Linked DNA regions of Mus musculus: regions 1 and 2 are each linked to region 3. A link is a loop called in an ENCODE intact Hi-C map of the cell type or tissue named here. Cell type or tissue: left cerebral cortex. All regions are shown on one strand. Each heading gives the region's core, and the rest is flanking DNA. Links, peaks and the distances in the headings are about the cores only.

Region 1 (10,124 bases), core at 142-8,141, 79 kb after region 3:
ATGGTTAGAAATTTGACTATCAAGTTTCAGATTCAATTTAAGTTTCTTCCAAAACTTGGAAAACTGTGCTTTGTTGTCTGTAGCAGCCTACTGTTACAAAATTTGTCATCAAGGTGGCTCTCACTCTCGTATATGTATTTGACCTGTTTGTTTATTTGTTTGTTTCCTGGAATCGTGTGCACATTCCCCGTTGAGTTCTGAAATCTCACCCAGATACACAAGAGTGTTCTGTACTAGTCTCTGTTGCACTCAGAGGACCCTTAAAACCACACTAGCCTGGGGCCAGCAAGATGGCTCAGTGGAGGAGGGAGCTTGAAGCATGGTGACCTGAGTTCAATTCCCAGGACCCACATGGTGGAAAGAGAGAACCAAGTCCCTCAAGTTGCTCTGTGGCCTTCAATCATAAGTCATGACACATGCACATCTCCCCCAACACGAAGTAAATAAATCAATGTAATTTAAAAAGTATAAAAGCCAGGCAGTGGTGGTGCATGCCTTTAATCCCAGCACTTGGGAGGCAGAGGCAGGCGGATTTCTGAGTTAGAGGCCAGCCTGGTCTACAAAGTGAGTGCCAAGACAGCCAAGGCTACACAGAGAAACCCTGTTTCGAAAAACAAACAAACAAACAAAAAGTATAAAAATAAATAAATAAAACACAAGGCTAAGACTTTTCTTTTCTTTTTTGCTTAGTGCAGATGATTTTAAGAAAATTATGATGAACTCAAAGTACCACCATCTGGAGGATGTCATTTTATGTTCTTCATGTTGTTACCTTGAAAAGAGTGAAAGGATTCCTCTGGTCTGAGATGAAGGACACAGCTCTTCTGACTCTTCATGCACAGCCCCTCCCCACAGGCAGCACTGGGCTCTCTGGTTCTGTGGGCATCTAGGCAGGTGAAGATGTTTACACTGGTGTGCATTGCTCACTTTTCCCACTGTAGCTGCAGAGATGGTTTCGTGATTAAGAGCACTGACTGCTCTTCCATTGACCTGGGTTGGGTTCCTCCTCCCACATCAGACAGCTCACAATTGCTTGCAGCTCCAGTTCCAGGGGATCCAATGGCCTCACCAGCACCTGCACACATGTGCAGCACACATGGTGCACAGCACATAAATCCATGCAGATAAATGTATACATAGCGAAGAAATAAATTTTAAAAATAAAATAAGTAGAATCACAAAGTATACATTGGTGCAGGATATTTGATCACACTGTGGACCCAGGATGGTTATTTACTTAAAAACCTATTCCTAGTTGTGATATGGCTCAGCCCTTGACACACATTTTTAATCCCTCTGGCTAGAACACAGATATGCCCTTAATAAACACCTTTAATTCCAACCAGTAAAGGTAAGATTAGATTGTAGAAAGGAGCACCCATGTTTGAAAGTGATGTCTAATTGAGTGGCAGACAAAGTGACGAATCAGAGAAAGATTTGACAGAATAGGATGTGCCCAACTCTCAGGAGAAGACAGGAAAGGGGAGCTCCTTAAAAGAGAGCGTCCGAGAGAACGGGAGAAAAGAAGACAGTTTTACTGGGACAGTTGTACAGAGACAGGTTAGAGAAAGAGTGAGAAGGAGCCAGAAGATCAGGACAGATTGCTAGAGTTTGTTTGATGCCAAGCAGAGCAAGTCAGGAGAAACTGAGAGAAGCCAGATTGAATCAGTCAGCTTGGAGAGGCATTTGAGCCAGTACAGCTGAGTTGAACTGGTCTGTATATGAGCTCAGTTACAAGAAGAAAGGGTGAACTTATTCAGCAGCAAGTCTCAGAGGCCAAAAACATTATAGGCCTAGGTAAGAAGATTGTATAGAGGCTAGAAGCTTACAGGAGCAGGCCTAGGTTAGCACACAGAAGCAGTACACCCCCTAGATGGCAATTACCTTAGCTAGCTGAATAAAGGATACATTCACAATGAGTTTCACATGTTCGCCCTAGCTTAGAGTCTGGACTGGTCTGAGTCTTCTTCATCTCCTGCCCTCACCTCCCAGCTTTGGGTCTTTTTATTCTGAAAATGTCTATCAACATTGACACGTTTTACTGGTTTCTTTAAGATTCTAAATTATTATGTTTGGAAAAAAAATCAAAGAAGTATCTGAAAAGCTCATTTTCTAATAATTAAAGTAAATACAGCTCATGGTGACCAAACTCAAGTCACCAGGCTTGGTCACAATTGACTCTCCAGACCCCCACATGTTATCTCTTAGCTTCTGTTACTAGAAAATAAGGGTTGAGGGGCTGGAGAGATGGCTCAGCAGTTTAGAGCACTGGCTGCTCTTCCAGGGGCCCTGAGTTCAATTCTCAGCAACCACATGGTGGCTCACAACGGTCTGTAATGAGATCTCGATGCCCTCTTCTGGTATGCAAGTGTACAAGCAGATAGAGCACCTATATGCATAAAGTAAATGAATAAATCTTTAAAAAGAAAGGAAGAAAGAGGGAAAGAGTTAGCATTCACACCTCTTCCTTATCTCACGGCTGGTCCCTTGGTCCTACTGGGATAGTTTTGTCTCCAAGTTTTGGCTAAACTATTACACTTTTTTCTTTTGGGGGTGGAGTGGGATGGTTCTGTTTCTTAGTGTAGGCCTGGCTATCCTGCAATTCCCTCTGTAGACCAAGCTGGCCTTGAACTCACAGAGATCTGCCTGCCTCTACCTCCAAAGTGCTGGCATTAAAGGCCACCACCACCGCTAAGCCAAATTATCCCCCCCCTTTTTTTTCAACATAAATACATGACATACTTAGTGGAATCACTAGCCCATTATGGTGTCTGTACCTGCACTTGTCCTGGAGTTAATGGTGTTTAATGTCTAGTCTAAAAGAAATTGGAGGGTTGGCAAGATGGTTCAGTGGTTAAGAGCATTGACTGTTCTTCCAAAGGTCCTGAGTTCAAATCCCAGCAACCACATGGTGGCTCACAACTACCCATGATGAGATCTGATGCCCTCTTCTGGCTCGTCTGAAGACAGCTACAGTGTACTTATGTATAATAATAAATAAATCTTAAAAAAATAAGAAGAAAAGAAATTGGAAACACCTTTGAGCTCATAAAAATCCTTTGTCCATGGGTTTACCACAGCCTTTGCGTCTCTCCTCCCTGAAAGGTCGGAGCCAAGAGAGACAGTCCTCATGTCCCTGGGAGGAAAAAGGCAGGGAAAGGGTGAGCCGTTTTCAGTCCTCTAACCCTAAAAGGAAAAGCATTCACAAGCATCCAAGGAGATGGGCTTTGGAGATCAATTGGCTTCAGGGCATTTCTTTGGAAATCATGTTTTCTTTTTTTGGAATGGGTGGTTCTTTGCCTATTCTCTACCCCAGTCCATGCCGGAGCGGAATGGCTACATCAGACCTTTCCAAAAGAAAATGGTCACAGTGTAGCGGGTTTGTCTTCCAAGCTACCAAAAAAACAGAAACCAAGCAGGAGCAATTATGTAGTCCTCTTGTATTTCAGTGCAAGGCTATGTGAGTCCTGATGGTTTCTGCTTTAGTGGAGAGATAAGCAAGCTAAATGTGAGTTTGGGGGGGGGGGCAGGAGGCATAGCTCAATGCCAGAGTGCTCGCCTAACATGTGTGAGGACTTGGGTTCAAGACCCACTATTACAAAAACAAGAAACCAGCTCAGCTAAATGAGAGGGTGAGAGGCAATGGGTGGGGGAGCAAAGAATCCCTAGGGAGGAAGGGGGCATGAGGAGGAGGGGCTTCAAGCTGGCAGGAGCCCCTAGCCTCACCATGGACACCTTCCAGCCTGATTGTGTGAACACTTCCTGGCACAGAGTAGCTGACATTAGTAACCTCAAAAGCTCCGACACCTCTCAAGGCTACGAGGATAGCCACCGGGGAGCACAGCAACAAATGGTTCCCTCATTTTTTAATCTTTCAGGACATTTGAGCCTCTCTGAAAGTGCTTACAGAGTTTGGAAGGACAAGATGTCTCGTGATAGCCTTACTAAGACTTACTTGGCCCCAGACAAACTCAAGACTTACTAATCGGTGCCTGGAGAGCATTTCATAACTTCACCACCAGGGGCCGCTGTTTCCCCATGCTCAGGCCAACAACACAGCCACTATCCCTCCAGGAACGCAGTTTGAGAACTGCCAGTGAGTCCAAAGGAATTCCACAAATTCAGACGCCCTGGTGCCCTCTCCACCTTCCCTTCCCCCAGTCTGGGACCTACCCGACCCAGAATAATGGGAGTGTGGCTTCCCAGATCCAGAAGTAGAAGCACGACTTTTTCTCCTAGGACAGAGTTTCTTTGTGTTGTAGAGACCTACTCAAATGGTTTTGAGGTGTTTTGTTTGTTTGTTTGTTTTTGGTTTTTTTTTAAATACGTGTGTGTGTGTGTGTGTGTGTGTGTGTGTGTGTGTGTTCCCTTCTTGAGAGAGAAATGCGGGCTCTCAGAGATGTGTGTCCTTGGCTAGGAAGATTCCAGCCATGTCAATGATCTCCAAATTGGGGGGTATGCAAAATGATCTGTTAAGGGCAAGAGAAAGAACATTGTATAACATTTACTTACGTATTTACTGTGTTAGTTTTAGAGATAGAAATGTGAGAGGCACACCCCCCACCCCACCCCCCCCACCCCCGTCTCAAAAAACAAAACACCTTTGCTATCCAGACTGGCACTGATGCTTTCTGAGGTCCTGTGTCACAAGGTCAGCAGAGTGCATGCTATATAGTGAGCGTGGAAGGACGGTGGAGTCACCTCCCTGTAACCAGAATTCTATTGCATACACCCTTTCTACTTACTGGAAGGACTGGGTGTCACAAAGTAACTAAAGGAGTCCTCACGGAAGGAAGTGGGGGAGGGGTGTTTAAGCATCTTCAGAAATGAGGGCCCGAATGCAGTGTCGCCAGTACCTGCATTCGAGCTTGGAAAAATGCCTAAGATATCACTCCCGTGCCTGTCCGACCTCTCAGCTACGCAATGACACTGAACCGAGGACAGTGCTGACAAGGTGTACCATCCAAATTCAAGCTTGTCAAACCTTTTGAAACAATAGCAGGTCTCTCATTTCTGATGAGCTTGAGGTAATATCAAAGGTCCCCGAGCCTTGACCTTAACAGCAGCTCGTGACATGTGACATGCGTGCTTGCTCATGTCACAGCGGGGATGCAAGCAAAATCAGGCCAGGGCTGAGGAAGTGTGTGCCACAGCCAAGAAGACGACCTTCCTATCTTATCAACTCTTGGAGTTTGTCTGGGGCCAAGGACCCGGGTAACTGGACTCTGAAGACTGTTCCTGGCAGTCAAGGTACAGACACTCGAACCATGACCCAAGGGGACTTTGGTTCTATGAAGGCTAAAGCCTTTCATATCAGCTGTCTTCTGTGGCTTTGTTCTGCCTCGGGACCGTCTGGCACCTGGTACAGAAAGGAAGAGGCTTGAAGAAAAGGAGTCGACACATGTTCACCCGAGCGTGTTCACCCGAGCATGTTCTTCGGCTTGCTTGGTGGGGCTTTTCCAGCTCTACCCTAGTTTACCGTGCACTTCCTATCCCTGTTCAGTGGGAGGGCCTTCCTCCAAACTACATTCCTCCGTGAAATTCTTTTTTTAGGGACAGCGGATTTAAAAAGTAATCTTGTGGGATTTGTCCAAGTCTTGACAAAGGAGAAGTTCACACTGGGTGGATTTGCTGAGAAGGAATGCAAACTCACCTTTATCATTCCTGTCCAAGCTAGCAGCAGCAGGATTACTTGGGGATGAGTCTCAAAATATGCAGAGTCCTGGACCCTACTCAAGACTGCCTGACTCAGAATCTCTGAGTGGGACCAGGAGGCACATCGACAAACCCAGTCCATCTCCCCCAACTCCAAACATTACAAGATAAATTTTAAAACTTTGCAAAGACAAAGTTCGTCTCAGTGAGTTCATTTGCCTACCACGCAGGAAGCTCCAGGCTGAATCTCCAAGATTAACCGGATGGAATGGTGCGTGCCTGTAATTCCAGCCCTTGGGAGGAAGAAGAATCAGGAGTTAAGGACTCCATCTAAAGTATGTAGAATAACGAAAGACCAGTAAGATGGTTCAGTGATTAATGTCACTTGCCACCAAGCCTAATGACCCGAGGAGTTGGATCCTTGGGACTCACATGGTAGAAGAGAACCAGCTCCCTACAGGTGCCCTCTGACCTCCACACAATGCCACGTCAAGCACACACATGCAGGCACACACGCATGCACACAAAATAAGCCAATAAATGTGAAAGAAATAAAGAATAGAACCAGAAGAAAAACTTGTAAACAGCTTCTTATCTGGGAGCTGGGGAGATGGCTCAGCAGTTAGGAGCACAGGCTCCTCTTCCAGAGGACCCAAGTTTGATTCCCAGCACCTACCTGGCAGCTCATATCCATTTGTATCTTCAGTCCTTGGGCCTCTGATGGGACCAGGCACACATGTGGTGCACAGATATACATGCAGACAAAACAATATACACCAAATGGCTTTTTACAAGGCCTTATTTTTCCTATGAAATTAGTCAAGCCAGGTAATTTTCTATTCATTCTAAGCACAAGGAGGCCAGACATCCACCTAATTAGGAAAGGTAAGGGCCGATGGAGTGGAGCTGTGCAGAAGGAGACTCACCCTGCTTATGAGACTGGGCCCTGCCCATTGCCTTCCATGCAGCCCCCTGGACACACAGAGGTCTGAAGGTTAACATGCAGAAGGCTCCGGGCAGAAGGAAGCATTACCAGGAGGAAGAGGCCAACACTCTGAGACTAATTCTTTCCTGAAACCACTCCCTTGCCTAGGGAATCTTTGATCATATCCATCTTCAGAAAGTGGCTTTAGAGCACAGGCTTACAGGCTAGCTGATCTAGACACATGAGTAGCAGAAATGACAGGAATTCTCTAGCAAAATACTAGCACAGGGACATGGTGGCCTCAGGGTATGAAAGAAGACTCTAGAAAGATCCCCCCCCCCTTTCTGGGAGAAGCTTCTATGGTCCTATATCTCCCAGGATTCCACTAAAGTCCTTTCTAGGCCGCGCTCCCCCCACCCCAATGTTCTTCTCTGCTGTAGGTGACTCTAACACACCCATCTGTGCCTCAGCTGTGCCTGGACCTGCCTCTGTCTTAACACACTGTCACCTCCAAGGAATACTGAGATTCTTGGGAATAGGGCCCAAGGTTGGTAAGTAGTTGAGAAATGGTGGTTTTTTTTGAGTCTGACTTAGTCATTATCACATCACGCATCCTCACATCCCACTGAAGCATCGCCCTGGTGTCCGTTTGATGACCCACCAGGACACCCTGAGAAGAGTAGATGGGGATAAAGATGGAGAAGCTTGAGTCAGGGCTGCACTCTCAAACCCAGGGCTTCATGGCCTCTTTCCACCCTGTCACTATGGGTCTCCATGTTGACATGATGGAAAAGACCTATGCCAGCAACTAAAGAGCCCCTTTATCTTCCTGCTTGAAGAGGCGGGGAAAGCAACCACACAAGACAAACTAGCCACCACACTCGACCTTGAACAGAGTCCTCCTATGCCCCCACCCTTTCTAGAAGCTGAAAAGCTGCTCAATGAGAGTTTGGTTCTTGCTCTTTCTCTCGCCTTTCCTGGATCCACCCTCCTGAGCAATGCAAGCTTCAGGCTGTGCTATGTTGCTGGGTTCCTAGGTACGTCAGCAGGTGTGCAGGCAGATAACCATGTCTGTGTTCCTATGTAGATGGTGTTCATCTATTGTTCCTTTCCTCCAAAGAAAGATAGGTCAACAATCTGGGAAAGTGGAAAAGATTTTAAACACATGAAGAAGAAAATGTATTTAATCTCAGCACTCAAACAGAGGCAGGAGGATCTTTGTGAGTTCCAGGCCAACCAAGGCTCCATAAGAACTCATGCTATGGTATGAAGACAAACACAGCAAGGCTCCATTTGTAAGAGGTCAAAGTAGTGAATGGTTGACTTTCTTTCTTCCTTTCTTTCTTCCTTTCTTCCTTTCTTCCTTCCTTCCTTCCTTTCTTTCTTTCTTTCTTTCTTTCTTTCTTTCTTTCTTTCTTTCTTTCTTTCAAGACCGTATTTCTATATAGCCTTGGCTGTCCTGGAACTTGTTCCTGTAGATCAGGCTGGCCTCGAACTTATAGAGATCCGCCTGCATTTGCCTCCTGAGTGTTGGGCTCAAAGGCATGTGCCATCAATTTAAACACAAGCCATGTCTTGCCCCATTGCCCAAAGTCCCTACTGACCAGGAATGTAGGCAGGTCCCTCCATGAGAAGTACGTGAGCCTTGTACATCCCTCTCCCTTAGGCTGAGCATGCACTGCCTAATCCTGGCTTTAGGTTAAGAAAAAAAAAAATCCTTTGCTGACTTCTTTGAGCAGCGTTTAGATATTGGGAGAGTTGCATATTCGTATTACTGTGCTGGTAGCATCCTGGAAGCTAACTCTCAACTTTCAACCCTCCTATCCACACAGCCCTGATATGTGAGTCTGCTCACAGTGCCGAGGGCCACCAAGAAAAGGGACCGACTACATTTCCTTAAGACCTTACGAGAGTCTCAGAAAAGCCACTCTGTGGGCACTGAGTAACTGGGCCAAGGTGAGGCCCGCCACTCACTCATCTAGCCTTGAAAGTACCTACAGGAAGGTGACACACTGGGCGGTGATTCCTCCTGAGAGGATGCCAGGGGTGGGGAATGGGCGGAGGGTACCAGGATATTAGAATAGGTCACAACGGCAAACGTTGGAGCTACAAATGGGAATCACACAGCTTGGAATCTGGAAGCTTCCGGCAGAAGGAAGGCAGTGATCCATGGTCCAATACAAACTACAAATGGAGAGTCCAAGCGAGCAGTGATAGCCCTGGCCACCAGGGGGAGTCCGCACGGACTAGGGCCGGGCTTCTCTGCTGCGCTTGCCTGGCCAAGGAGGGGCGGGGCAGGAGCCTGGGTTGAGATCTGGCCTCTGCCGGAGGAATGCGGCCTTTGGCTCGTCCAAGCATTCCGGCTGGCTCAGGAATGTGAACAGGGTGTTCACTGCGCGCCCTGGATGCACAAGCTGGTCCTCCTCCCTCCGTTGAACACCAGGCAGGACCTGGTCAGACACCCCACTGAGCCTGCAGAACGGAGCCCTGTCCATCCAAGTTAAGGATGAGGCCTTGGGGGTTTAGGGCAGCGGGACCTGGCTCTAGATCCCTGCAGGGAAGTGTTGAGGCCGATTATGGCTTAAGAAAAACCCAAAGCAATATATTTGGACATTTGGAAAATGGCCATGCCGTGGAAGGAGGCATAGGATTTGTCCTTCTGGGCTACCAGCTTCAAGGGATACAGGCTCAGATTCCCCAGAGTTGCACATTTTGGGAGACCTGCTGTGTAAGGCAAAGACTGGGACAGGAGAAAGGAAGGCAGATGACCCAGTGAGGGATTAGAGGCTCTCAGAGCAGCCAAGGTGACTGAATACCCAAGGGTAGGGCTTTAATTCAGTCCACAAATATTTACTAAGTCTCTTCTCTGAGCCAGAGCCTGAGCTCAATTCTGGGGACAGAGAGGTACAAACATCTACTCTCCCCAAGGGACTGGGACCCTGATTGTGGCAGCCTGTGATACACTGTGATATGGGCTGTGTGTGTTTGTGTGTGTGTGTATAGAGATAGATATATAGATATATAGATATACAGATATATAGATAATATATAGATGATATATAGATATATAGATATATAGATATATGAATAACCAAGATTAGGGGGCAAAGATGCAGGAAGAACCCTTAGGAGATCCTGGAGAGTAACCTGAAAGACCAATGGGAGTTAGGGTTCTAGACGAAGGGAAATCTTGCAGATGGAGAGAAAGCACGTGGTGTCGGTGGCCATCAAAGGGCCTGCCAAAATGCTCAGCTGAACTACAGAGAAGATGGAGTGTGCTCTCTGCCAACGCATGGTGTTGACTAGTTAATGGAGCTCTGGCTCTGCGTGAGGACTGGGAGCCAGTACACTGCTTCGGGGGTTTTGATGCCCTTTGAGCATGGCACCCTCACTGGTAGGTGCTTGGCAAGTACTGGCCAGTGTCTTAGGACTTGCCCCATTAAGCAGTTTGGTTTCTGTAAACTGCCTGAGAAAAAGGCAGGCTGGGGGCGGGGCAGGGCGTTTTGTTTGTCACTTCCTGGTTTGGGGTGGTTGTGTTCAGGAG
Region 2 (10,124 bases), core at 1,685-9,684, 69 kb after region 3:
CTCCAGAAGCAGAGGCTGGCTGATCTCTATGATTTTGAGGCCAACAAGGTCTCATACTGAGCTCCAGGCCAACTGAAGATATACATAGTGAGACCATGTCTCAAAATAAAGAAAAAATGGTGTGTGTTTTGGGGGAGGGGCTGGGAAGATGGCTGGATTATTAAGATCATTTTGTTGTTCTTTTTTTTTTTAAAGATTTATTTATTGATTATATGTAAGTACACTGTAGCTGTCTTCAGACCCTCCAGAAGAGGGAGTCAGATCTCGTTACAGATGGTTGTGAGCCACCATGTGGTTGCTGGGATTTGAACTCTGAACCTTCGGAAGAGCAGTCGGGTGCTCTTACCCACTGAGCCATCTCACCAACCCCATTTTGTTGTTCTTATAGAGGATCCAGGTTCAAATTGCCAGCACCCACATGACGGCTTACAACTGTTTATAACTCCAGTTCTATGGGATTTAACACCCTCTTTGGACTTGTACAGGCACCAGGTACACATGTGGTACCAGACATATCTGCAGGCAAAACACCCATATGCGTGAAGTAAACTAATTTATTTTAAATAATAATTAAAAAAAATCTTTTGGGGAGGAGTGTGTTTCACATACTGTATCATTCATGGTTTTCTATAGAGTCAGAGCCAACAGAATGACTGTATATCACAAAAAAAGCATTTATTAGATTGGTATGCATCATAGGGACTGGATAGTCCCATAATGCCTATCAACTCGCTAAACGGACAAAGAACATGATAACTGCTCAGTCCGCAGAGACGCTTCCATTGATCCTAGGTAGTGTTAAAGGCCTGGGATCACCTGGAAGAGCAGTTGGCCTTCAGTCCACATTGGGAGGCCAAAGAAACTGATGTGTGACGGCAGTGGTGGAGGGGAGCAAAGGCAGGCAGGTGACCCTGATGTTTCACCAGACCCCTCTATATCTGGACTACCCACTGGGAGGAAGGTGCTGCCTGCATGGACATGAGCCCTCCCCCTCAGTCAATCCTCTCTGGAAAGCCTTTCCAGGCATGTCCTTCACACCCTGAGATGTGTCTGCTAGGTGACTCCAAATACTACCAAGCTGCCCATCGAGATTACACAGTCTACAAGGCTAGGAAATGGCCCTGGTCCTGGAGGCTGGTAAGGCTGCAGTGATCCTGAACACACAAATGTAGAATTAACTTTATCTTCTAGCAGGTTCATCATTGCCCCCATTCATCTTAGTGATGTCTTGAGAAGCTATTACCTCATCCAGATCTCCGTTGCCCGGCCATTCCTTCACAACCCTAATATTCTTTGTCTAAAAAGCATAAAATCCACACCTTTTTCTTTTGCAATTCACACTCTGGTGAATATTCCCATGTGCATGTGGGGTTAATAACATGTTCACTCTTTTCTGTCCTTAACCCCCTTTTATATTTATTTATTGAGCTCCTAGATTCAACCAGATAGGACACATAAAAATGAAGAGAGCTGAGCTCTCTCTAAGTGAGGGCCTTGGGAGATGACAATGTTTGAGTCATCAGAGTCAAACTCCCCCTAAGAATAGGTGACTCAACTTGCGTTGAGCATTTTTGGGAGAAGCTACAGGAGTAGAGTTGATGACGGACTGTGTGAGGGCCCATGTCCAAACAATGCAGCTTCAGGCCCCACGCAGCCAAGTTTGTACAGAGCCAGCCAAGGCACACTGTTGTGCCAAGGACCAGCCTCAGCTCAGAGAGGGGTTCTGAGGAAGGGGTATTTGAGAGTAGCTAAAGAACTGGTCGAAGTCAATTGTGGGGTACAAGCTGACAACCTGTGTTCTGCTCAAAACAGCCTTTTTTTTTTTTACAGACCTCCAGACAGCTCATCCAGATAGTTCAGCTCTCCCAGACCATAGCCCAGTCTTAATTACATATTAATTCAGTCATTTACTCCAGGTTCCCTTTTGATTATCTCATGAATCAGTATTCCATGACCCCAGCCCCTTGATTCTTAGAAAGAGACAGCATTTTTAAAAATATTTATTTATTTATTATATGTAATTACACTGTAGCTGTCTTCAGACACTCCAGAATAGGGAGTCAGATCTCATTACAGATGGTTGTGAGCCCTGGTTGCTGGGATTTGAACTCAGGGCCTTTGGAAGAGCAGTCAGTGCTCTTAACCGCTGAGCCATCTCTCCAGTCCAGCATTTGTTTTTAACATCGCAAATGTATACGGAAATTTGCCTGCCTCTGTAAGCACAGACAATAAAGTAGCTGGGTGAGATCCTGTCCTGAGATTACGATTCTCACCGCACCTGGGTCCAAACTAGCTCTCTTCCAGGTTGATCTTGAACTCATAAATCTGCCTGCTTTTTAAAGCACAAACAATAAACTTAACTAGGATCTTGCCCTGTGATCACCACTCCCCAAATCTCTCTGTCTCTTTCCTTAATAGTTTTCTGACAAGCTGGCTCATAGTGCAGCTGCCTTTGCTCTTTTAGGTCTGTGAAGCCCCTCATATAGTTCATATTGCATCCTTATATTTTACATAGTTGAGAAATTATATATTTTTGAATTCATGTTTTCAGGGTTCTTTCACACAGCCTTAAGGGATATCCTGAAGGTCCCAGTGTTTACCATTTTGCTGAGACATTAGACTCACCCTTGCCTCCCAGACTATGCTGTCTCTAATTATCACGGAATCATTAACTTGGCAGAGAGGACATTCCCCAATAACCGTGGCAAGGAGAATATTTCCTGAAAGAGGAAGATGATGTTTTATATACATATATATAACAAGCCTCACACCCAGCAACTGTCAACACTTGTGGAGGTCCACACCCTGCTGGCTCTATCCCACTTGTCATGCTATCCCTTCCGTAGCCAGGCAGGACTCAGTACTGTTGTACCTCTGCATGGTGCCGCAGACCAGCATACTGTGTGTGCAGAATTCTCAGCATCACTCTGTGAAGCACCCTCCAGTAGAGGTGGTGTGGGTAGAGGCTGCAGGATGGATGGATGGACTATATCTGTCCCATGTGCTGACCAATACCCACAAGGGTGTCAGGCCCAGAGCCTCATGTGCAACTCTTGATGCAGATTTCTGGTTGAGAAGTTGGATGGTGACCCCCCAGCCCATGCAAACAGTATGATTTGGGGCAATGGGGGATGGGAGCCGAGGAGCTGCCCAAAACTGGTGGTTCCCAGATCTGATAATAGCACACTGTCAAAGCTAGCGCCGATTCTAACTACAACCCCAGCGAAACTTGGAGAGCCAAGTTATATTTGTGATACTGAAAAACTAGCAAGAGTCAAAATGTCTAAACATGAATTATGGAGTTCATTGGAGGTATGCAAATCTAAAGCTGAAGACATCACTCTGTGGTGCTCTCAATTTTCTTCTTCCTGGCCCCCCGGCTGGCTGCATTTGCAGCCCTCCCCACTCTCTGTCTTGCCTCAGGGACTAGTTCTGACCATCACCAGGAGGTGGGAGGTGATAAATATTTATTCTGAACTCAAGCCTTCCAGACCCTCTGAATTCTCTATTACATCAAGACCTGTGCTCAGCCAAAGATGCCACGGGTTTAAGAGGTCTCCATTGTTAAGTCATCTTATGGAGGGCAGCCTGTGTGAGGGTCACTCTGCGCTACAGGGGACACTGGATGAACAAGGAATGAGCCTCTGACTTAGAGGTTGCTTGGTACTAAACCTGTCTTATTCCTTGATAGCAACATAGAAAAGGTTTCAAGACACAGTATCTAGAGGATTTAAGCTTATTTATAAACAAAATATTTTGGTTGCCAATAATGCAAAATGGGTATTTGTTCTCTTATTTCCTTCTTTCCCCTAAACTTCTTCATTTGCATTAGTGCAGCATATCGTTATTACTGTTACTGATGATGATGATGACAATGACGATGGTGGTGATGGTGGTATGACAATGATGATAACGATGATGATGATGATGGAGAAGATGGAGAAAGAAAGGGAGGAAAGGGAAGGAAATGTTGGGAAGCCCCCTCTGGCTTCTTTCACTCTTCCTTCTAAATCTCACAGTCTCTCCAGCTTCCTCTTATCCTACCCAACAACATTTAACAGCTGCCTTTAACAGAAGGCCAGCTGTGTGCTGAGTTCCATGTGAGCTTGCAGCATGTCCACCCAACCCCCAGAAAGCAGATGCTGTAAAGACCATTTTTGGGCTTGGGAAGTCATTCGGTAAGGACGCTACTCACATGAGGTTGATTGGCAAGCAGGTGACAGAGCCAGGACCCAAAGTCAGGATGCCCTTGCTGGCTGCCAATCTGGTCAGCTTAGCATCTCTGCTCTCTGGGCAAGTAGAGAGGAGTGTGATAAGATTGATTTTTTCCTGATCTCTATGCTTCGGATCTCCTTCACTTTGTCCCACCTCCCACGTGGTGAGACAATTTCTGTTTCCTACACTGAGCTTTATAGTGCTTCTAAGTCAACCTTGTGTGAGTTGTGCAGGGTTTGCAGTGAGTGTTTCCCGCCAATGTCGCTGAAGAGACCTGAAGGAACAGTTGGGTATCTTTCCTGTGACAGTTACTTATAATTGTCAATTCAACACAACCTGGAATCACCTGAGAGGTGAATCTCAATGACAGATTGTTTATAGGCCTGGCATGGAAGAGCATGCCTTTAATTCCAGCATTTGGGAGGCAGAGGCAGGTGGATCTCTGTGACTTTGAAGCCAGCCTACAGAGTGAGTTCCAGGACATAGTAAGACCCTGCCTCAAAAACAAAACAAAGTTTACAGTGGATTTAGTCTTTGGGCATGTCAATAGGAGATTTTCTTAATTAAGTTAATAGATGTGGGAAGACCCAGGCCACTGTGGGCAGCACCATTCCCTAGGCAAGAGATCCTGACCTATGTGAGAGTGAAGAAATCCAACCGAGTACAACCAAGTGAGCATGCATACATTTATTCTCTTGACTGTGGACATAATGCAACTAGCTGTTTGAAGTTCCTGCTTTGACTTCTCCAAAATGATGGACTGTAACCTGGAATAACTATAAACTAAAAACAAACAAACAAACAAACAAAAAAACCCTTTCTCTCCTGAGTTGCCTTTCTATCTAGGACTTTTGTTTTTCTGAGATAGCCCTAGCTGTCCTGAAACTTGCTATATAGACAAGGCTTGCCTTGGTCTCACAGAGATCCACTTGCTTCTACCTCTTGTGTTCTAGAAGTAAAGGTGTGTGTCGGGGCATTTTTATCACAGCAACAGGAATGAAGTTAGAACAGTTAGAACATCCCCTCAGAGGAACTGTGGTGTGGCTCAACTGAGTTACTGAGATACCAGCACAGCCCTTGGTTCTCTTAACCTTTCTGAGCCTTGAAAGTTCCCTCTGCATAGTTACTACACTAAGAAAGAAAGAAAGAAAGAAAGAAAGAAAGAAAGAAAGAAAGAAAGAAAGAAAGAAAGAAAGGAAGGAAGGAAGGAAGGAAGGAAGGAAAGAAAGTGCCAGCTCCAGGAAAATGAAAGATGATGCTGTCCTAATTCTCTGGTATCATCGGAGAGGTAGGATGGGTAAGTAGAGATCTCTGCATTTGAACAGGCTTCTGGTGTTCCTCTGCCTCTCTCACAAGAGTGTACTGGGGAAGAGACAGTGCCCCTTCCCAAGGACATAGAGCTACCTGATGGATTCTGGACAATGAGAAGGCGTTCACTCACATGCAAATGAGGTTAGGAGCCTGTGCGTGTCCTCTATGTCCCTTCTTGCTCTAAAGAGGATGACCAGACAACGCGACCGTACTTCAGAAGGTCACAGTTAGGTCTTCCTGCATGTCTAAGACACTTAACTGCAGCCCCTGCCAATTCCCACCGGAATCCCAGTGGGGACAGAAAGTGAAGGGCTGCTCTCGGTGCCTGCAATTGTGCTTCCAGAACAAAGTCCCTTCTCTCCTGATTGGTACCCAGAGAGCTGGTAATTCTCATCCGGGAACCCAAGCCTGGGACCAAACATGGCAAGAAGTGGATGCTTACTGGCATTGTTCTCAGCTTTCAAAGCCTCCCAACCACCACTCTTCAGTCTCAGCGGCTACAAAGTGAAGTCTTTTCACTTAGTTTGTGTATGTGTTGGGGGGGTACATGCACCTGTGTTTAGAGGTCAAAGGCCAACTTTAGGTGTTGCTCCTCAGTTACCATCCCCCACTTGTGTGTGTGTGTGTGTGTGTGTGTGTGTGTGTGTGAGAGAGAGAGAGAGAGAGAGAGAGAGAGAGAGAACACTCAGGCAGACAGACCTCTTCTTTGTGGAGCCTAGAACACTCTTCAACTCAGGTATGCTGGCTGGTCAGCTTCTCCCTATTGCTGGGATTACAAGCTTATGCCACCACAGCCCACCTTTCTATGGGTTCCAGGGGACTGGATTCAGGTTCTCACATTTGTCTGGCAAGCACTCTATGACTGAGCCCTCAGCACCAGTCACTCGCTTCCTTTTTAAATTATAAATGCTCGCTCGTGGAGAGGGAGAAATGAAAGAGACATGGAGGGGGTGGAGGTGGGGCAGGAAAGGGATGCTAGATTACCATTCTCGACAGTGCCTAGAAAAGTCCTAGTTAGACCCGGGACAGTGGCCAAGGGTGGCCTTGGGGGAGAAAAGTAAGAGGAGTTTTAGACCAACAGAGGACTGTAGAGGACAGACAAAGCGAAGGCTTGATTCCTGGGCTTCTCCGGGCTGCACTTCCTGGCCTTGGGTTTTCTCATTAATTCACAAATACTTATTGAAAGTCTGCAGTTGCCAGGCAGGGCCAGAGGCTGGAGATTCAGCTTAAACAGGACAGATCCTGTCCTCCGACCGACCGGGTGATTGGTTGGAAGGTGGGATACAGGGAAAACGCAGAGAGGGTAAGGGTGGTGAGGCTTCGGGCTTTAGAGGGGTGTTGGAGAAAGCTTTCCAGAGAGAGTAACATCAACTGGGTTAAAGCAGACGAAGGAGAAGGAAGTGGAGATTTGGGAGAAGCAAAGAACAAGGAAGCTCCTGTGGTCTCGGAGCAAGTGGTGGAGAGGGAGGGAGGGAGGGAGGGAGGGAGGGAGGAAACGAGGGGTAGCAAGGACTGGGAGAGCACATCTGGGGAGATCTAGGGAAGGGACTGTGCGCAGAGCCAGGGAAACTGTGCTGGATTTGGAACTCGAGTGATACAAGCTAATTTACATGTTATTAAGTGACGTCACCGCGGCTGTAGGAGAACCAGCAAATAACAGTTCACCGAGCTGAGCTTGTACTTGGGAAGCAGATGTGGGAGAATCGCAGCAAGTTTAAGGCTAGCCTGGTCTACATACATGTCCCAAGCCAAGCAGAGCTACACAATGAGACATGTTTCAAAAATCAAGGCGACAGCCGGGCGTGGTGGCGCACGCCTTTAATCCCAGCACTCGGGAGGCAGAGGCAGGCGGATTTCTGAGTTCGAGGCCAGCCTGGTCTACAAAGTGAGCTCCAGGACAGCCAGGGCTATACAGAGAAACCCTGTCTCGAAAAACCAAAAAAAAAAAAAAAAAAAAAAAAAAAAAAATCAAGGCGACAACGAAACAAGATATTAAAAAACAAAAAACCTCACAATGTCCACTTAAAAATCCGACTTTCAGAGAGATAAATACTTGCTAGGATTAGTACATTCTATATATTATATATGATATTTGTGATATTTTATACTAAAAAAATTAAAATTGTCCTTCGCTCATCTAAAATGAAAATGTTAACTCTAGTGTCCTAACGTTTATCTGGTCACCCAAACGTGGGGGTGGGGTGGGGTGGGGTGGGGGGAGATTTAGGGCATAAAAGTGAGACGTGAACAAAGGAAATGAGAGGCGTTGTGCTTTATTTACCAAGTGAGAGATGGCGCACAGGGACGCAGTGCGCATGGTGCGTTATGGTGCGCAGTGACTGGGAAGGGAGATAGACAGCAGGTTGATGAATTCCAGTCGAATTCCGTATGTATACAATGCCCTCCACTCCCTTTATGTGAGCTGTGTTAATTTATTGTACCACCGAAAATAGGGAGAAAGGTTAACAGCCAGTGCGGAGGATGTGGGCGGGGCCTGCTGCCATAAAGGAAGGAAGTGGGTTTGAACCACTATCATTTTAGGGAAACCATGAAAATAGAATAAATCCACCCAAAGGTAGAACGGAGCCACAGGGCAGTGGCCCAAAAAAGTACCTCTCCTTCCTGTTCAGAGACACGGCGGTCAGTCCCTGTGGAGTGACAGGAAAATCTCTGGCTGTGATACTTCCTTTTTGGTGCCCTGTCCTTTCGCTGGGTGCCAACAGCTGGGCTCTTAGGGGAAGCACCGGAGAGAGCCTTCTGGGGAGGGGGTGGGGAGCACTGCCGACTATGACTGCATCTTAGTGTTTGGATCTTTGGTTGTGAACCAGTTTGCTGAGGATTCTTGGCAATCAGGGGCAGCACCTTCCAGGTTAGCACCAAAAAGCCACGAGTCCCAGCACGTGAACTCTGCGTAAGATGAAGTTGTTACACGCATAACACGGCCCTTTAGCCCTGTCTGTGTTAACATATGTTTCCTAATAAATTAGATATTCTCAATAAAATATTTTGTGTGTTTATGGGTATATTTTTTCCCCCTCAGTTTTTCAAGACAGGGTTTGAACTCACTCTGTAGACCAGGCTGGCCTCAAACTCAGATATCTGACTGCCTCTGCTTCCCAAGTGCTGGGGTTAAAGGCATGTGCCACTGTTGCTCTTATGTCAGCACGGCTGGCCTTGAACTGGTCCTCTAGCCCTCACCTTCCAAGTTGTGTTGTTTTTTGTTAGCTTTTGTTTGTTTGTTTCATAGGTCATCATCATATGCCTATTGAGTTTTCATCAAAACACATAGAAACATCTCATCATGTCACCTCGTTTTGGTTTTTGGTTTTGATTCTAGACATGCCTGGGAGAAGTTTATCTGAGACAAAATTTACACAAATCTAAAGGCAGCTGACTTGCAGACAGGCATCTCCCATTCAGAGCATTGTCTGTGGTCCTCCCAGAGGGTAGCAGGGAAGCCTAGGCTTGCCTTTTAGCCATATACACCCCCTTTTTTTAGAACAGTCTCCAGCAGCCTGCCCTCCCCTCCGGTCTGTCTGGAGTAGAACACCGCCCTTGTTTGGCTACTTTCCATGGGGTCTTTGGAACACTCAGCATCTCCACATTCTCTCTTCTACTCCCCAAGATGCCAGTTTGGGAATTTGCTAAAAGAGAGACCTCACTGTGTCTTCCTAAGCCACTGAGGGCTGTATATGCAGAGGATCCTCAGTGCCTAGGGCCTTATGTGACAGGAGCCTTGTACATCGGGGCCTCTGGCCCCCACTGTGGGCAGAAGACATGTGCCTTGCCAAGGTCCCGGGAGGTGAACCTCCTGTGTAGAATCCTGAAGCAGCTTTCCGTCACCCTGGGCTGCCAGGCGGGCAGGACCCTGTACAAAATACAAAGTGCCGGGCTCCTTGCTCAGAATGCAGAAAACACTACCAAAGATCCTGAACTATGAATGTTTTTCTTTCTTCATGATTTATTGTGGCGTTTTAGTTGCTATTTAATGTCATTCTCAGGAAGGAAAAATGAAAATTTTCCAGTTAGTATGAATTCCACCATTCATCATTATATTCTGCACTGCCAGTTTTAAATGGAAATATAAGAGCATTTAACTTACATACAAAATTAAGGAATGTTTCTAGTTCACTTTGTAGATTATCAGAGCAAAAGAAATGTGTGTCACGTTACCTTGTTTTGTGTTTGTTTTGGGGGGCAGGATTTCATTTCACCTATACTGCCCTTGATCTCCAAGTGGGGTGGAGGACGACATGATCCTCCTGCCTCCACCTCCAGAATGCTGGGAATCCAGAAATTCACCAGCCTACAACATCAACATTTCAGTTTTGCTTCTTGAGTGCGTGTTGGTGCGTGTGCATGTGTGTGTGTGTGTGATATGTGCATGTGGAGGCTCTAAGTTGACGTTGAGTTTCTTCCTTAGTGGCTTCCCACTCATTTATTGAGGCAAGGTCTCTCCCTGAACACAGAGCTTGCCGATTTTGCACATCTAGCTTGCAGACCAGCGAGTATAGCTGAATTGATGTCAGAGGGCTAGAGAGATGAGATGGCTCAGCAGTTACAGCCCTTGCTGCCATTCCAGAAGGTCCCAGCATTCA
Region 3 (10,124 bases), core at 789-8,788:
TATATCTAGGAATGTTAATGACAAAGTCGTAGATTTTAGAACATTTTGCCTTTTTAATTTATGATTCCTTTCTTACAAATTTCAAAGATATTTCACCATCTATGAGTAGTGGATCAGAGACTTTGATATTTCTGAAACTCTTGCTGACCCCCAAAAATTAACTTGCCTCCCAGCTCTGCTTAAAGCCTAGCTGAACTTGTGCCAATAATAATTGTGAATAAAACTGCCAGGAAAAGCCCTACAACATTCTTTAAAAATAAATAGACAATAAAGATGACAATAATAATTACACGTCTACTTCCCCAACCCCTGCCTCCCAACCCCCTGGGACCTTTGAGTTTGTCTGTGGGGCACTCTCTTGATTAATGATTGATGTGGGAGGGCCCGGTACTCAGTGAACTATCCTTGTAGGGATAGGATGGAGGCAGCTGAAAGCAGTATGCTAAGTCCGTCTTTCCTGGCTCACCTGATAAAGTGCGTGGGACCTCCCCTTGAGCAGAAATATTGACCTGGGGCATGCCCATAGCCACAAAGTTGTCTACTTGGAATCCCAGCTTATATTCAACCTGCAAAATGAAGAGAGATAAAACATTATACCCCTGACAACAGAAAAAGACTTCATTAGTAAGTTCATTAACTAAGCAGTATGAGAGCTATTCATGGGTGGAATAAAAATCCACTCCCAAAAAGATTCCAAGAGCAGTCCTTTAATTCTAGCAGTCAGCCGTGAGCAGTAGGTGGATCTCTGTGAGTTTGAGGCCAGTGTGGTTTATATAGTGAGTTCAGGATCAACCTGGGCTACAAAGTGAGACCCCGTCTCAAAAATAAATAAATAAAAATAATAAAACTGAAATCATACTAGGACTTTTCAGCCAGACAGAAATTCAACCTGAAGGCTACTGTCCATTTGGTACCTGGAACTGAACCACCCTTTCCCTTAAAATCAACAGTCTGGAAGGAAGCATTCAATCTCTCAGCTCATCACATCGCCATGGCTGCCACCAAGGGGCGCTAGAGAGCCATCACTAAGGTACCCTGGGCTTCCCAGCACTAAAACCTCAAGAGGATGCACTGACTGTAAGGTATGGCTGTTATCTCTGCACGAGGCCATAGCTTGGGGGGGGGGGGGGGGTGGTGCCTGAGACAGATCAGCATGGGATCTAGAACCAGGAGGCCACGTGACCTGCACAAATGAGCAACTTTTCCAAGCTGATGACACAACAGGCCCGTGACACTGGCTCGGGACCCCGGGGCCTCAGCAGCCTCTCCCACTGTCAAGCTGCACTCCTTTGTGGTCATCAGCCTCCTGCCAACCCCAGGGGTTTGCAGCAAACCCTCCTGAGCTGTCAGCACTGGTGGGATCGGTTTTGTTCCTGATGTGAGGAACCCCACTGGCTGCACAGCCTCTCATACTCTCATCTCCCTCATGATCTCCCTCAGTGTGGCTTTCCCCTCAGGCTCCTCCTCTTCTTGCTCATGTCTACTTTCTAGACCTGAGCACTGGGTCTGCACATGTGGTCAGTATCCCTGTCAGGCTCTAAGGCCCTCTCTAGACGTCCTGCGTGAAATCAGCCCCTCTACTCTGAAGCTCTCTTCTACTCAGTGCATGTCTCGGGCCACTCACATGTCACACACAAGACTCTACACAGGTTTCGAAGGCTGGCTCATTCCGTCTCCTCCCATCTTTCTGTTAACTCTGAAATTCAGTGTTCGTTCTGACATAGCACTCAACTTCTCTATGTCCAAAACAGATACAAAAATACCGTCCATTCCATCCAAGATGCCAGCACTGCCTCTGACCACCCACCTCTGGTCCCTGTAAAAGCAGTTCTTTGTGCTCACTACTCTAAGTCGGACAACATTTATGAGGCATGTTTATGAGCCGAGGGCTGCGCTAGTAGAGGGGGGAAAGCAGTGGTTAATTAAACTACTTCCTTCCTTCCCAGCACAGCCAGGATGCCGGGTTTCATGTTCCCACCGCCTGTGCCCCAGCCTGTGCCCCAGCAGGGACATCACTGACACAGTCATTCTGACACCTTCAGCTGGTTCACTCCTTCTTCTTCACACTTGGATGGCAGTGCCTGCAACCCCATGGCCCTTGGCTCAGCTTGCTGAGGAGATGATACACATGATGACCCCCCAGACCTGTGCTCAATGGCTGCTCCTCTTCAACCTCACCCGTGCTCCTCGCTGGTGCACCACACGCTACCTGCTCGGCTTCTTCACTTCCAGGAAGAACTCTTATTCCTTTCTGCATCAGGCTGACCTATCAGAACATTAACCCTCTGCACTCCAGTCCCAAGGATAAACATTTCAACTTGTCTCTCCCTCTCCTTTTCCTCCAACTACCTACTAGGCATACCCATCTGGTAACCTCAAAGGCTGAAGCTGTAGGGTTACCAGACAGAGTTGAGCTTACCTGATTGCCAAGCTCCTCTCACAGATCAACACAGGCGCCTCACTGGGATACTGTCTGTGGGTTCCTACATACATGGGGGAGCCTCCTCTCATAGGTAGGCAGGCACCCCACTGGGACAGTGTGTGTTCCTAGCTAACAGACATCCTGGAGCCAGGATTTCTCACCTGGGAAGTGAGTTACTTGATCCAGCTCCCCCTCCTGTCTCTGCCTCCTGCCAGGGAATCAAAGACCCCACTTCTATCACATGGGCTCGATGCCTCTCCCCAGACACCCTGCCAGGCCGTCCGTTTCTAGTGCCAGGGCCTGAGCTGTGCTTGAGGCCCACGTCATCTTGCTGACTCTGTCTGTCCATGGCATCAATGCTCTTCCAGAAGCTCCTTACCCCTCAGTGCCCCTCTTGGACATCTGCTCTAACCTTTCGGTCTCCTTTACAAAGTTCTGGCTATAAGCAGAGGAATAGCTGTCCGGGGACCAAAGCCAGGAAAGCAAAGAGAGGGCTCTGACGGCAGAGCTGAGGGAGAGCGGCAAGAGGAGTGGCAGGGCCATCTCAGTCTAAGCACGGGAGAGGGAGAAAGGGAGGAAATGATGTTGCAAGTGGCGGCAAAACAAGGAGCAGAGCACAGGCAGAGGTGGCTGAGGGAAGGACTGAGAGAATCAGCAGTGGCCCAGAGGAACCCACAACAAGAAGCATGGAAGCCTGCCCTTTGCCTAAGACTTCCTTTGGACGGATGAATGAACACGGAAGCATCAGAAGGCAGTTCCCCCCTCACACTGGTGTACTGAGGACAGCTGGGTTTTTTTGTTTTTTGGTTTTTTTTTTTAATGTAGTTTTTGGAGTCAGAGAAGAAAGTGCCAATCACTGGAATACAATTGTCTCTACTTTGGTGTGTACTGATCTGTAAGGAATGCCGTTTGTCAATCACCTTGGAAGAAAGAGATCTATTTAGAAAGTGCACCCCAGCCTTACCCTGCCCCCCACCCCAAAGCAAATCTGTGCAGCAGCTGTTTATCAGAAAATAAATGAGCCAAAATACTTCAGAAAAGTAACTAGAGAAAATATAAATATTTGAATAAGCTAAAAAATCAACATGTTTGGTATTTTTCCTTACTTGGAACGCATGGCTGTGTGAATAGGCAGACGACGAATAAAGCAGTCCCCTTCTGGAACACATCTAAAGTGAATGTGCTCGCCTACAGTCAACGGCCTTTTAATTTCTCTGAAATTGCCAGAACTGCCTTTCTCACAGCTACTTCACTCCACTGGGACACAGCAGGCTGGCCCCCAGAGGCAGCTGCTGGAGCTCTGACAAGCTCCCCGCAGAATCTCCTGGACGGAGACCAAGGGAGTGGGTGGTGGAGTCCTCTGCCACATCCTACTGAGCCTCTGCCTTTTGGCTGTCTAGCATATCTACTGACACTTAGCAGACACAGTTGCAAGTTTCTTCTTGAACACTGGGGAATGTTCTGGAACATACAAGAAACTAATTATCTGTTAAGACCGCCTAGTCGTCTACTCTTGTGAGAGAATCAATACCAGAGTTCTCCTCCCATCTTAAAATACAATTAACACATTCTCAACCACTCAGCGAGGCGCGCGTGACATAGATGTTAAGAAAAGACACACACAGCTCCAGCCGCTGAGGGAACTGAAATCTTTGGCAAGACCAGTCACGTAAACACTGGAGAACTCTACCAGCAAAAGCTCTGATGTGGGAACACTGATGTTAAAATGCCTGCAGTGTTCAAGTGATACACTGGCGAGTCTGGAGATCTCGGAAGCCAACAGTTCATCTTCTGGCAAGAGCTCAAACAGCCCAAACAGAGATTCTGACAGAGTGTTAGAAACTGAGAGAGACAGCCTTCCTTCTGAAGTCTGACTGTATCTCAGAATCAAGTGATAAGAGACCGCACCTTACTACTCCTGCCTTCTCGGGTGACTGCCATGTGAGCTCACCCCTAGCACCTGTTTCTTCAGCCTCCAGACTCATTTAAGCAAGTCCTTCCCAAACCTGGGTCTCGGTTTCCTCTTGTAGGAAATGACCAGAGCACAACTATGTGAGAAAATGATACAGTTATTTAAGGGGGGAACACACAAAGCAATACCAAGGAACAAGGAACAGTGCCCCTTTACCAGGACACATTGCTCACAACTCCACACTACACGAAAGCAGGAAGCACTTAGGTGTACGTGTGCACACTGCACACATATACACTACCTTTCTTTAGGAGACAAGACTCAGGCAACAATGCCTGATGAAGACAGTGATCTAGATGGGCTTGCTCAGCATGCTACCATGACAACGGAAAACCTTCCTTTTCACTGTATACCCTTACAGGCCATATCCATGTACTACCTACTCGTACGATTAACTTTTTAAATAAACAAACTGCAATTAATCAGCTGTGCCAAAAATCACCAGATACTAGGACTTAAGAACTAGAGTTGGGGACTGTAATATCATCAAGAAGAAGCCCAAATGTATAGTTAAATACATGCTGCTAGCCAGGTGTAGTGGTGCACACCTTTAATCCCAGAACTTGGGAGGCAGATATCTGAGTCCAAGGCCAGCTGAATCTACATGTAGCCAGAGCTATAGAGTAAAACCCTGCCTCAAGAAGAGAAAGAGAGAGAAGGATTGGGGGGGGGGGGGAGGAAAGGGAGGAGAGGAGGAGGAGGGGAGGGAGGAGAGGGGGGAAGTGGGGAGGTGAGGGGGGAAGAGGAAGGGAAGAAGGGGAGGGGGAGGAGGGGAGAGGGGGGAGGAGAGGAGAGGAATCTACCAGATAATTAGAGTTATACCAGTCCCCTTCAGTGTTCCCCCTGCAAGCATATAGATTCATAGACGACCCTTCCAAGCTAGCTTCCACCATGACAGGTTCTCCACTCCCAACAACTTGAGGCTGAAGCACATGGGCAGGGCATCAAAACTTCAGATTGACACAAACTGAAACAACATCAGTCTCTAGTGAAACCTTAGTGATAAAGATGCTGAGGGTCCCTGATGAGTGAGTTAGAACTCAGTTACCCAAGTGCTGTGAGTTAGAACACCAAACTTCCTGGTTTTGATTTAGGAGAGAGAGGACATGATGCGTTCAATGCACTTTGAAACAGCTCAAGGATTCATAGGCAGGCAGGGAGGGGAGTAAAGGGTACAAACAGTATCATCTGGCAAATCTGGGAGACAAGCATGTAAGGTTCCTTGGCAGTCAGAGGTGAAGAATTCACCAATACACAAATGGCAGAAGTTGATAAGCACCCCCCTCCCCGCTTCAGTATCTATGGTTACCAGGGGGACTCAGAACAGTAAATGGGAAACTTACGTTCAAGTCACCAAGTGTGTGTGGAAGAGCCAGCCAGCTCAGCCATGCTCCTCCCCAGCCACTCACCCATCCTCCAGCCACATATGGCTTCTCTGTAACAGCAGGGTCACCATCAGATCCAACTCTCTTTTTTCCTGGGTACAGATCTCCCTGCAAAAGCCTCAAAGGACCCAGCCCTGTGATGCGCTGGTCACCCACCTGGCAGCCACCTAAATCTAAACTTTCAGAGGAGCAGGCTCAAGACTGTATCTGTCAGCTATACACCTGAAAAGACCCAGTGCTCTATACCACCACTGACCCTTCTGTGGAGAGGAAGGCCCATCCTCAGGGACAGCCCTCGCCTCTGCAGACTGGGTGACCTGTCACGTGGTCTGCCGGCAGCGCTTACCTTGGACTTTGCATGCCAAGTGAAGTGCAGGAAGTTTGTCTCACTGGGCACTAGCAGGTTAAAGGACAGAGCGTAGTGACTGATGAGGTCATTTCTCACATAGTAAAGCTCTGCATCAAGACCTAGGGGGGAAAGAAGGAAACGTAGTTAGCCATCCAAATGTCTTCCGTGTCACAGATTCTTGCAGAGGGCAGAGAGCATGCACTGACGCACAAGTGTGCGGTGCCGTGAAGCTGCGGCCTGTGTGGCATGTGAGCTGCCTTGTGAAGCAGGATGCTACAGCTTCCACAGCCCACAGAGAAACTGGCACTCAAAACCTAGCTCCCCCTCTGAGACAGCCGTGCCAGGACCACCTGAAACCACTCTGCCTTCTAGATTCGGTGCCTCTCCAAAGAGCACAGAAGAAGAAACATAAATCCTTCTCGACTGCTGGCCCACACTTCGATTCAAAAAGGAGGGAGACTACCTGCACTGAAGTTGCAGAAGGCTGTGAGCTACATGTGGGTCTGTGTTCTTAACTGCGAAGCCATCTATCCAGGCTCTGAAGAAAACCTTTAAGGACTGCCTTCGGTGGAAAATCAACCTACTGTGAAAAAGATGTCAGATAATAATGATAATAAAAACCCAAAAAACAAAAAGGAAAAGAAAACACCAGTAATGACAAAGCTAATGACTGATGCGACCAAGTCAGTGACCTTGAGTCCTGGGCACTGAGACAAAAGGGGGAAGGAGGTATTATCAGCAAGTGTTAGAGACAGGCAAAGAGCCAAAGAACGGAGAGAACAGGGGCCTGTTAACTCCCTTTAAACATGGTTACTGTTAAAGTTTAGTCCAGATGTCCCTAGTGCTCAGACAGGACAAACAGAAACTTAAATGGCACATCCATGAAGGAGGTCACCTGGATACCTCAGACCCCTCAGTACACAGAGAGAGACCAACAGCTCTGCCACAGACAGCTTATCTGTCAAAGCTCCTTCATTTCGGACCCAGATATGATAAGTCAAAAAACGAGATCTGTGTAGCACTGTTTTATGCATCATGCGCAGGGTGCCAGATACAACATGGGCGAGCTGGAAGCCTGTGCAGAAGGCTCTGCCTGCTGAAGGCAGAAAATGCTAAGGAACATGGGGGGGGGGGGGGCTGGTGTTGTTAGAGAAAGATGTAGAGGAGGCAGGAAGATGGAAAGATTGAATGGAAAAGGAAAATGAATTCAAAGAAAACATCAGTAATCACAATAATACAGTTTAAATTCATTTAAGGGGCTGGAGAGATGGCGTGGCAACTAAGAGTACTGACTTCTCTGCCAAGGGCCTGAGTTTGATTCCCAGCACCCACATGGCACCTCCCAACAATTCATTACAGTCCCAGAGATTAAACCCTCCCTGACTTCTGTGGGCACTGCACACATGAGGTGCGCGCACACACACACACACACACACACACACACACACACACGCAGGCAAAACACTTATACACATAAAAATAATAAACCTTTTACAAAAATTCACTCAAGCCTGAGATAGTTAGTCTAGAGAGATTGATTAAAACAAAGTTCAGAAATATGTCAAGTAACAAAAAGAAAAAGACTCATGAGGCAGAATGACAACACACAACTATAGCTCAAGGTGAAACGACTCAGGTAACAAAACTTACAACTGAGATCCTCTACACACAAAAGATGCAGCACTGTACCAAGCAAAGCTTCCTACACAGAAAGCAAAAGCCAAGAGCCCCAGCCACAGACTAACAGCCCCATACCCAACGGGCAGACGTACGGACAATCATAAGCCACGAAAAGCATGAAAAAGGGGAAGCGCAGCATAACCAAGTGACCGCTAAGAAGTCAGTGAGTCACCACATTAGTAGAAAAGGGAAAACAACGAAGGCGGGTGTGGTGACTCACACCAGTGACTCCAGCACAGGCAAAGTGCTGCAAGTTCAGGGGTTCAAAGTCATCCTCAGCTATTTAACAAGGTTGAGGCCAACCAGGGCAACACGAGACCCTGTTTTGAAACGAAACAGTGATGGCATATCAGATTGAAAATCTATACGGATAAAAACAGACAACAAATAGTAAACGGACAGACACTTTCTCTGTCTTTACCAAAGGGCACTTGCAAAGCCATACAGCTCGCATGCGCAAGGGTGAATTTTCACATTCTCATTTCTAAAATTATTAACAAGGTAAGGATGTCCCTACTCCCACTCAATTTCACACTTATAATAGTAATACATTATAGCTGTGGAACTGTTAAACACACTGGAAATCAAGTAGTGGAAAGGCTGTGCTAGACAAGTGCTTTTAGGAGAAAACCTATGGGGAAAAGCCAGTTGCCCCTTTAAATGCTGGTTAGCCTTCTTCCAAGAAACTGTATGTTTTAGATAGGGCTGTGCAGAGAAACCACAAGGAATGGGCCTGAAGAGGCCCAGGCCTCTTCTCAAGACCTAAGTAAACTTTGCTCTCAACCACATTCTATGAGTAGAAGGGAGGGAGATTGGTGCGCTTCGTAGTAAGACACACACGGGGCCATGAAAATGTGAAGAGGCGCTAAAACACACCATTAATCTTCAGACAGACAAAGGTTAGAAGTACGATGAAAACCACTAGCACCCAAGAGAATAACTACAATTGATGCTGGCAAGTCAGCTCAGAACATCCCTGCCAGGGTGAAAAACAGCTCAACTGCTTTGAAAAGCTAGCAGTTGCTTATAAATTAAACACACACCTACTCTATGGCCAGCAATTCCTCTTGAGGTAATTCTGCAAAGGAAATGAAAACACTGTATCCACAAAACACTTGTGCAGATGTTCACAGGCCTTTTACTACTAATAAGCAGAAGTGGAAGCAACACAAATGTTCCTCAGCAAACACTGAACTTGATACCAATTGTTTACATTCAACAATGGACTACTACTCTACAATCAAAACCAGACTCTGGAACAAGGATGGACTTTTCAGAATAAAAGAAACGTGACACATGAGAATAGCAAACTATTATTAGACTTTATTTAGATAAAACTTCTAGAAGATATAGCACTAATTGGGATAAAACTCTGAACTGTGCTCATCTAGAAAGAAGGATGGGAGATGGGAGTACAGGGGACTTCCTGCAAAGATGGCAATGTTCAATATCTTGATTTGAGTCAAGGTCATAAAGCCGTATATAAAGAATTTGTTTTCTTTTTAACTGGAGGCAGAAGGGTGTGTACACATGTGAGTGCAAGTGCTTGCAGAATCCAGGAGAGGGTATTGGATCCCCTGGAGCTAGAGTTACAGGCAGTTGTTAGCCTCCTGATATGGGTGCTGAGAACTGAACTCGGGTCCTCTCCAAGGGTTTTATGTGTTCTTAACAACTGAGCCACCTCCCCAGCCTCGAGGCAGGCATGTGTACGCAAGCCCTTTCAGCTCCATTTCAAGAATATTAATGGTGAGCACTGCCCAAGGGCTCTATCCCCAGAGGAGCACTGTCTGGCCTGTGCATGTGTCCTGGCAGAGCAAGCTGCACTCCCCCTGTACCACTCTCAGGCCAACCCCACAGCTCACAACCACGAGGCCTGCAATTTCCATCCTCTTACACTTTAATAGCTTTACTCTGCTCTCAGGGAGCCTCAGCCACAATAAGTGGTTTGACTAGGCGACCCACCTTACCTCATAAGGTACCAATTATGCTATTGTTAGCTCTCTCTGGTCTGAAATAGTAGAAGTCTTGAATGGTCTGCCTTGAACCTTCTTTTCACCATAATCCTGTTATTTTTAGTGAATAAGCACTCTTGAAAGTTTTCTTAGGAGTGGATTTGATATTATAACAGAAATGCTTATGTTCTTTAAATATAACTCTGAATGCTGAGCAGGGAGCGGCAGCAATTTGTGACTCTAAACTTGTGAGTAATATAAATTCCTAGCAAGACAGCAGTGGTTAATAATCAACAGTCATGCCAGGCAGTGATGGTGTATGCCTTTAATCCCAACACTCAGGAGGCAGAGAGGCAGGTGGGTC

What was found. Peaks named below come from ENCODE experiments on the same cell type or tissue, not always from the same donor. Only the 100,000 strongest peaks of a DNase experiment are listed, where the experiment ranks them.
Region 1: a loop joins it to region 3, with 8 times the contacts of the local background. A loop is called at or near these places in 22 of 42 quality-filtered maps.
Region 2: it touches region 3 in a loop (2.8-fold over the local background); 24 of 42 quality-filtered maps call a loop at or near these places.

What each region holds. Positions count from the first base shown.
Region 1 is chr9:102,778,475-102,788,598 of GRCm38, reverse strand. Gm46151 (a long non-coding RNA gene) reads left to right here and starts at 10,024. Exons shown (of 2, transcript XR_001779358.2): 1 at 10,024-10,124. In left cerebral cortex, for the core only: CTCF peaks have their summits at 2,997 (motif pointing left) and 4,018 (motif pointing right); DNase peaks (open chromatin) are centred at 4,025 and 5,447.
Region 2 is chr9:102,790,074-102,800,197 of GRCm38, reverse strand. No RefSeq gene overlaps it. Among named protein-coding and RNA genes, the nearest start is that of Gm46151, 17 kb to the right of the region's middle. In left cerebral cortex, for the core only: no CTCF peak of the experiment used is centred there; a DNase peak (open chromatin) is centred at 6,604.
Region 3 is chr9:102,857,997-102,868,120 of GRCm38, reverse strand. Ryk (receptor-like tyrosine kinase) reads right to left here. Exons shown (of 15, transcript NM_013649.3): 2 at 6,126-6,247; 3 at 467-566. Among named protein-coding and RNA genes, the nearest start is that of Ryk, 28 kb to the right of the region's middle. In left cerebral cortex, for the core only: a CTCF peak has its summit at 994 (motif pointing right); DNase peaks (open chromatin) are centred at 1,005, 3,759 and 4,007; H3K27ac peaks cover 1,088 bases.